Regions from separate parts of the Homo sapiens genome. Here region 1 is linked to region 2. The links are chromatin contacts, found by Hi-C or POLR2A ChIA-PET in ENCODE. All regions are on one chromosome and are shown on one strand. Each heading gives the region's core, a stretch centred on a gene start or an enhancer-like site at or near the end of the contact. The rest is flanking DNA. Distances are from core to core; before and after follow the strand shown. Region 1 overlaps LOC105375522 (a long non-coding RNA gene). Region 2 has its middle 48 kb from the start of FAM180A.

Region 1 (4,105 bases), core at 409-2,908, 35 kb before region 2:
TTCTACATGGAAACAACCACTCTCTGTATTACAGTTCAGAGAAAATTTTAGAATTCATGCAAGCAGGTGCTTAACAGCAGCTCTTAGAGAAGACATTGAATTAGAGGATTTCATGTCTGAAAAGATCTTTGAGGTAATTTAATAAATACTTCTTTCTATCTCAACTTCTGGGAGCTTTGGAGAATGACTTTTATTAGAGTTTGTTTGAAGGGGAATTAAAATAGGCACATGTTTTGAGACAAATTAACAAAAAATTATCCCTATCCAATTCATATCTTTAGGATAAATATATTACAATAACCAAAAACTGAAAATAATCAAAATATCCATCAACAGAACAATGGATAAACAGAATGTGATATATTTATACAGTGAAATACTACACAGCAATCAAAAAGGACAAATTACTGACACAATGTGGATGAACCCCAAATACATTATATTGAAGAAAACAATATGAGGTTGATAATAAGAAGTTCAAGAACAGGCAAAACTAATTTATGGTGACAGAAGTAGAAAAAAACCTGGTTATTTCTTGAAGTGGCTATCAACTGAAATAGGGTTCGAGGACACTTTCTAGAACAATGGGAACGTTTTATATCTTCATCTGGGAACATGATTCTTGGGTATATACATATATAAAAGTCATTAAGCGGTGTACTTAAGATTTGCACATTTTACTTAATGTAAATCATACCAACCCTGCCGCCTCCAGAAAAACCCCCAACATCCCAAGCAATGAAAACATACAGAGTGGGAAATATTTGTCTGATTTGGAACTTTTATTGTTGATAAGTTCAGTGAAGCACATTTGATAGAAGTTCCCCTTGACTAGCAGTTTAAATAACTTGGGCATATTACTTAATGTCTCTGGGTTGTTTTTCTTTCTTTCTTTCTTTCTTTCTTTCTTTCTTTCTTTCTTTCTTTCTTTCTTTCTTTCTTTCTTTCTCTCTCTCTCTCTCTCTCTCTCTCTCTCTTTCTTTCTTTCTTTCTTTCTTTCTTTCTTTCTTTCTCTCTTTCTTTCACAGCAGTTCATTTGTTCATCACACACAGGATCTGCTACCTAAGGTGGCACTGGTGTAGCAGGGGAGAGGACACGAAGATACTCCAGTTGCCATCCTTGATGCATTTCTGCCAAGACAGAGAGCCCAATAACACCAAACTCAGTGTCACTGCCAAGACCAGCCCTGCCCTCATCTCCAGCCCTGCCCTAGTCTCCCTTTTTCTGCCTTTCTGGTTACAGCAGCACCACAGCAGCATTGAAGAGGCCTCTGTTCAGGCCCAGGCAGGAGCGCGTCTTGTGGGGACCTGGCTTCCCCTGGTCTCTGTAGCTGCTCTTGTCCTCCAGCCGGCTGGCTCAGAAAAGCTCTTTCTGTTTGGTGACTAAGCCTGAAGCCACGGCGGGGGAGAGAGAGAGAGTGTGAGAATTTGAGGGCACCAGATCCCTACCCAGTCCCCAGAGCCTAAAATATGTGGCCAAGAATTGAAGTTTTTTGTCCTCAGGGAGAAAAATGACGAAGGTCCTCCCTGAGGCAGCCCCACAGACAGATAAAGAGACACTACTCCTCCCCGGCCCAGCCCACCAGCCTACACCACAGGGACAGCACAGTGTCTCCCCACCCTGTCCTTGCCACAGGCCCCCCAAAGGGAGAAAAGTGGCATTTGTGGTTTGGACCTAGTCACAGGAACAGCATCCGGGTAATTTTCCATCTCTTCATTGACTCAAAGGCTTCCTCCGGACACAGGGAGGCAGAGCAGTTAAGTAGTTCCTGTTTGCTGATGAGAAAACTCCAAAGATGGAAGTGTCCTAACTCAGGGTCCTCGGGCAGAGGTCATGCTTGCCCTTCCTGAGTGAGACTCCAGATCAACACAGGAAACTAGTTTATCTCCTTGACCTGGAGTGGAGTAAACAGTCTTTGGCCAAGGCATTCTCCTCTCGGAAGCAGGGTTCAGTGAAAGCATAAATATTGGCCCAAGAAGACCATAGCTTCTTAGGCTAGAATGGATTTAGAGATCAGAGACTCTACATCTATTTTATAGATGAGGAAACTTAAGCCAAGTGAGGCGAAGTAACTTGCTTAGGAGCAAAAGCCAATCAATGACACAACTATGAAAAGAACAAAAGTGATCAAGTCGGCTCAAATTCCAGAGATGACCAGACAGAGCTGACTACATCATATTTTATCCCACTAGATGAGGGTTCTCAACCTCAGCACTGTTGACTTTTGGGGCTAGATAATTCCTTGTTGTGGGACCGTCCTATGCACTGTGGGATGTTTAACAGCATCCCTCGCTTCTACCCACTAGAAGCCAGTAGCATCCCTCACCCCAGCTGTGTCAATCAAAAATGTCTGCAGACACTGCTAAACGTCCCAGGGTGGGGGTGGGGGGCACAAAATTGGCCCTGGTTGAGAGTTGCTGTGACAGAGAGCCCACTCTTTTAGTTCAACACTGAGAGATACATTGGGATGCATTATTATTTGTGGACCTGTCTCATGCATCAGTCTGCAGTTCTTTGAGGGTCCAGACAGGGTTTTATTGACCTTTATGTTTCCTGTGTCTTGCATAGTACCTGACATGTGAGAGATGCAATTAATGGGTTTGCGTGAATGAATGAATGGACAAACTCACTGGGAGACCCTGGGATGTAAACTTTCATTCACTATTATCCAGTATTATATAAGCACATTGGCCAGGTGTAGCCTGGCAGGAGATGCGGGAGGATGACTCGACTCATATGACTTTCTATCTGGGGGACAGGAGGGATTCCTGTTTATCTACTTTGTCATCCACTATCATGGCACCACAGAAGGCATTTTTTGAGCTCCCTTCCCTGGGCTCCAGGCTTAATTATGTGGCTTATTTTCATTCTTATAAAACAATAGAAATAGCTACTACATGGTAGAAATTTTTTTTTCCCACTGGGGATGTAGCCAGCACTTTGGAATGTTAAGCCTCAAGACTCTTACAGTTAGAAGAGAAAGTCCCCCAAACATAGCCATTAGCAGCCATGAGAGCCATGGGAGAATATTGATCATAGAGTCATAGAATTTTGGCATTGGGAAAAGTCACAAGTAAAATATAAAAGGCAGCCTCTCTACCACAAAATCCTATCATATTGTTTTTCTTAATCCCAGAAATTTTCACCAATGTTGACTTTGGGGAAATGATTAAATAATTTTGTGTCTGTTTTCCTGAAGATGAAATGCTTCAGAGGGTAGAGTCTTCATTTGTTTAAAAGAAAAAAAAAGTGTCTTCAGAGGACCTTGTATGCTAGATTATAAAATACAAATTCCAGTGCATCTTGAAAGGGTGGGTGTACTTTGAGCAGAACAAAAATGGAAGAGACTGAGTGAGAGAAAAAAAATACAGGCTATCAGTTAGATAGATATTACCAGAGAATCAGTTTAAGAATAAAAGGATGGGCTGACTTTTCATGAACTTTACTGGTCGATTAATTCAAATGGACAAATTGTTTGGAAAGAGAACACAGTTAAAACAGCAATCAGCACAAAAAAAGGAGTAAAGACTTGCCAGTGAGAGGGAAGAATAATTGTGTTAGAAGCACGACTGGGGCCGGGCGCGGTGGCTCACACCTGTAATCCCAGCACTTTGGGAGGCCAAGGCGGGCGGATCATGAGGTCAGGAGTTCGAGACCAACCTGGCCAATATGGTGAAACCCCTTCTCTACTAAAAATACAAAAATTAGCTGGGTGTGGTGGCGCTTGCCAGTAGTCCCGGCTACTCACGAGGCTGAGGCAGAAGAATTGCTTGAATCCGGAGGCAGAGGTTGCAGTCAGCTGAGATCGTGCCACTGTACTCCAGCCTAGGCAACACAGTAAGACTCCATCTCAAAAAAAAAAAAAAAAGAAAAAAAAAAAAAAGAAGCACAACTGGGTGGTATTGGGTTCATGTTACTTTAAAAGTGAATTTTACCAAGTGCATGAAGGACTCAGCATAAAGCCCACATGTTGGTCTTCACTGCGTCAGAATTAGTATGATTGCTTTTCAGCCTATTGGGGAGGGATGGAGATTGGGCAGAAATATGATGTGATGGTGTTGCCAGATTTAGCACATAAAAATACAGGATACCCAGTTAAATGAG
Region 2 (4,385 bases), core at 1,302-3,801:
CCAAACACCAAGTTGCAGAGCTGTAGTTTCAATCCTGGTCCATCTGAATCTGAGATCCATGATTTTAACTATTAGTTACACTATCTCCAGACCAGACTATGTTTCCTTCCCTCCTCCAAGAACTGCAAGTTAATGGAGGTTATGTTCTTGGGCATTGATTTATTTTTTCATACCTTTTTCATCTATTAGACAAGACATCAATTGATGCATTGGCCTGGATGACACCAAAGGAAACCATTTGTCCTTGTCAGCCTGCAACTGGCCTGCAGCAGTCTTGTCAGCTGTCATGCTCTGTGACCAGGTGTCTTAGTCCTTTTCCTGTTGCTTGTAACAGAATACTGGAAACAGAGCGATTTATAAAGAAAAGGAATTTATTTCTTACAGTTTTGGAGGCTGAGAAGTCCAAAGTCAAGGGGCTGCACCTGGTGAGAATCTTCTTTCTGGTGGGGACTCTGAAGAGTCCTGAGGTGGCACAGGACATCACATGGGGAGGGGTCTGAGTGTGCTAGCTCAGGTCTCCCTCCCTCTTCTTATAGAGCCACTGGTTCCTCTCCCATGTTAGGCCATTAATCAATCCATTAATCCTTTAATGGATCAATTAATTAATGAGGACAGAGCCCTCATGACCCAATCACCTCTTAAAGGCCCTGCCTCTCAAGACCGCCACATTGATGATTAAATTTCAACACGACTTTTGGAGGGGACAAGATATTCAAATCACAGTGCCAGGTAAGTCCCCTGAACAGGCCCAGAAAATCCATGCCCTGCAAATTGATCCTTTCCAAATCCACACCCTCAGACCAACACCTGGCCTGACTCTGGTCACATCAAGGCTCATCACTTCAGCTCCATTCATAGAAATGATCTTGGGTCTCTTTCCTCATTCTTTTGATCTTTGATTACACTTGATTCCTTACCCCCTTTGGCTTTGTTTCCGACAGTAGAATTTGGATTCTCTAGCCTGGTCCAAAAAACTCCTTAGAACATAGTTTTACTTGCCTTGGGTCTTCCTGTTCTTGGCTGCGTCAGGTAAAATTTGAGTTCAACTTGGCCCCAGAAGCTGTGGTCTCACCCTGGCCACATGGCCGGGCCTACTTTGGCCCTCTGTGATGGCAGACCTGAGACCAAGTAAAACTTCAGCCTCATAAAAATGTTCACTAGCTCTAAAAATACACACTGATTTAGGTGCAGCACTATTTTCCCCTACGAACAGCCAGCCCTATCCATTCTTAGACTTTATTATTAAAACTTAACTGTCTGTACACAATGTCACATATGTGAATGAGAAGCCAACTATGTGGATATCCTCAATGTTTTGTAATCCAAATATTTGGCTCTGAGAGAACCCTGGCATCTGTGTTCATTAAACATGCAGACACCCAAACATTTGAATGAAGAATGAAAATTCAGCAAATACAGGGGAAAATGGCATTTATAAAGAGAACAGTTGAATGGCTGACTAGTGTACAGGCTGTTTCAGACTGGCGCAGACAGAATCTCAGCAGAGACTTCAATTAAAGACTAATCCAAGTCAGATGAAGTGAAAATAAGGGGCAGTCTAACACTCTTCTCTCTGGCTCACTTCTTTGCTTGCTTTTTTCCAACTTCTGGACTCAGAGGCATGTGTCAACTTGCAGGGCCTCAGTAATCTGCTTTCTCAGCTTTGGACTGTTTTAGAAGGCAAAACAACCCCCTTGTTCCAACATACCACAGCTACTTAGATGTGGAAATTTAACCTTCTTAAGATCAAAATCCCCTTAAACACCTTGTCTATTACTATATTGGAAAGAGTATGACCTAAGAGTTAGATTGCTCTAAGCAGGCTAGCTAAAAAGATCTCATCCATATTGTACCTATTCTAAAAAAGACGAGACCTTGAATAATTCCCAGGAATAAGTGCATTTGGTCTGAAGTAGATACACCAGGAACTCCTGAACAAGGGAGGACTGTTTTGTAATTTTCAGAGTCATCACTGCCTTCACGAGGCATTAGAAAGAGAAAGGACTCTGGCATTGGACGGGCCTGGACCCAAATCTTAGGTCTTCCCAGTGATGGGACTTTTCTCTCTGGGCCTGTTTTGCTTTGTTTTGCTTTTATTTGTTTATGTACTAGTTGCCCTTCTGGTTGTTGTGAGGATTAAATGAGATAAGGTATATGGTTAGTTCTTTTCTGTGTCAAGCATATTCTCTTCCTATGTACCAACCCCTCATCCCTACCCTGTGCAACATTCATTCTTCACGCCAGTTGTATTTTTCTTGTCCACAGTTTAGAAAGTAACAGATGGAAGACACAGCACAGCAGAATGGCAGATTCATGTTCATATAACATTATATGAAAAACTCACACGTTTTCTATTGAGGTAGGCCATGGGCTTTGATTCTTTCTGCCCATTCTCTTCCTTTTCATTCCACTGCTAGATAAATTAGGTCACCCAGAAAGCACACTGTTCACCTAAAACATCAACACACCCTATTTCCTTTGAACATCAGAATCAAAGAAAAGCAAACAAGCATACCAAAGAAACCCATCGTGGGGACTGGGAAGATCTTGGCTGCCTCTGAAAGGCTTGGATCCAAGCCCTTCATTCCACTTTCAGTAGGTTAGGGGAGCTTTCAAGGACAAGTTCCACCCTCAGTCTCCTACAGGACAGTGCCACCTGCCTTCAAAACCCTGCAGTTTTCTTCCTTCCTTCCTTCCTTCCTTCCTTCCTTCCTTCCTTCCTTCCTTCCTTCCTTCCTTTCTTTCTTTCTTTCTTTCTTTCTTTCTTTCTTTCTTTCTTTCTTTCTTTCTTTCTTTCTTTCTTTCTTTCTTTCTTTCTTTCTTTCTTTGGCAGAATCTCACTCTGTTGCCCAGACTGGAGTGCAGTGGTGTAATCTAAACTCACTGCAAGCTCCACCTACTGGGTTCAAATGAGTCTTTGGCCTCAGCCTCCCGAGCAGCTGGGACCACAGGCATGCACCACCACACCCGGCTAATTTTTGTATTTTTAGTAGAGATGGAGTTTTGCCATGTTGTCCAGGCTGGTCTAGAACTCCTGACCTCAGGTGATCCGCCTACCTCAGCCTCCCAAAGTGCTGGGATTACAGGTGTGAACCACCACGCCTGGCCAGAACCCTTCAGTTTTCTTTAACACTTCGGAAGTTGATGATCACCATCCATCTCAGCTGCTGGGGACTCCCCAGCTTCTTCCACAAACATTTGGCATGTGCCAACCATGTGCTCTCCTTGCAGTCAGGCACCTCTCTGGTGTGGTGTTTCCAGGTTAGTGGATCCAATGCTATTAAGTTGGTGCAAGAGTAATTGGTTTGTTCTACAAATACTTTTAATGGCAAAAACCACAATTACTTTTAGCACCAAACTAATAGTTATACCACAATGATTTTGTTAGCCTTAGGCAGAGGGGTGTCTTAAATTACTTGCATTTAGACGTTGCCAAAATAGTAAAATTATTTTAATAGCCTAAGAATAAGTTCAGGGTCCTTGAGCCTCCACAATGTAAATAAAAGGTTTTTTTCTGATCGCTTGTAAGTGGCAAAATAAATAGTCCTCTGGCACTCTTCAGTATTTAGAAGCTGTTTGACTGGAGGCAAACATACACAGACTGGTTTGCTCTTCGGATAGGGAAAGTCTTTCTCTCTTCCTCACCCCATGTTTCTCCCTTGCCTCTTCCACATGTTCAGAAGCATGGGAGAGCAACCTGCCCTTCCCTCTCTTAGCTTCTCTGCAGGATGGCGGAGTGGCTTGTCTAGTTGGTGAAATGGGAGAGGGGCTCTGAGCACGTGCAGGGCAGCACCTTCTCGGCTAAGCACAAATGCTAAGTCAACACGATTTGCTCTATACAGCATTTTCCAAATTCGCCTGTGCTGGAATTTATGTTTTCTCTGCTCATTGTCTGAATTTTACATAAGCCAGCTATCAGCAGGGACCTACCAAGGTCACAGTAAATAGCTAAACTTGGCTTGAACCTACAGTTTCTTCCCACTCTGGGGATAGAGAGGGGCTGATGTAGTCAGGGTCACTGCAGCCTCCAGGACCCCAAGTCTTTGCAGGTAGTCTCTGTCCCACATCACAGCCACCCAGATGTGACCACAGCTGCTTCTGAAGTCGCCAGAAAGTCCCATTCACCCCAGTCACAGCCGGGGGTTGAGTATGTTTCCTTGCAGAGAGGGGCATTCCGCCTCTCTAGGCAGCTTCCCGTTACCTCGCTGACACCCCCCTTCACCTTCCTGTCTTTCTTTTCACCTCTTTCCTCCCACCCATCCACCCTGCCTCCATACCAACCACGGGAAGCCCAGGCCATGCTCTCCTCACAGACCTTGTGCCCACCACACCCATGCCCCTCAAGGGCTCACTATTTAACCCTAGTACTTCCCAAGTAACCCTTC

What was found. Hi-C counts contacts between places; a loop is a spot of excess contacts on that map. ChIA-PET counts read pairs that join two places held with the same protein, here RNA polymerase II (POLR2A). Pooled maps may share reads with other maps.
Region 1: a loop to region 2 is called in a map of aorta, with 3 times the contacts of the local background. The contact joins two enhancer-like sites. A Hi-C loop is called at or near these places in 1 of 168 maps with a recorded cell type or tissue (aorta) and 3 of 50 pooled maps. POLR2A ChIA-PET finds 5 or more read pairs at or near these places in 2 of 52 experiments (WTC11 and activated CD4-positive, alpha-beta T cell).

The regions. Positions count from the first base shown.
Region 1 is chr7:135,760,558-135,764,662 of GRCh38, forward strand. The region is part of intron 2 of LOC105375522 (a long non-coding RNA gene); the gene reads left to right. Among named protein-coding and RNA genes, the nearest start is that of FAM180A, 14 kb to the left of the region's middle. Within about 2 kb of position 1,659, at least 3 of the 41 ENCODE cell types and tissues checked have a DNase peak (open chromatin) inside an H3K27ac peak, as active enhancers do.
Region 2 is chr7:135,794,745-135,799,129 of GRCh38, forward strand. No RefSeq gene overlaps it. Among named protein-coding and RNA genes, the nearest start is that of FAM180A, 48 kb to the left of the region's middle. RefSeq lists a silencer at 4,330-4,385. Within about 2 kb of position 2,552, at least 2 of the 41 ENCODE cell types and tissues checked have a DNase peak (open chromatin) inside an H3K27ac peak, as active enhancers do.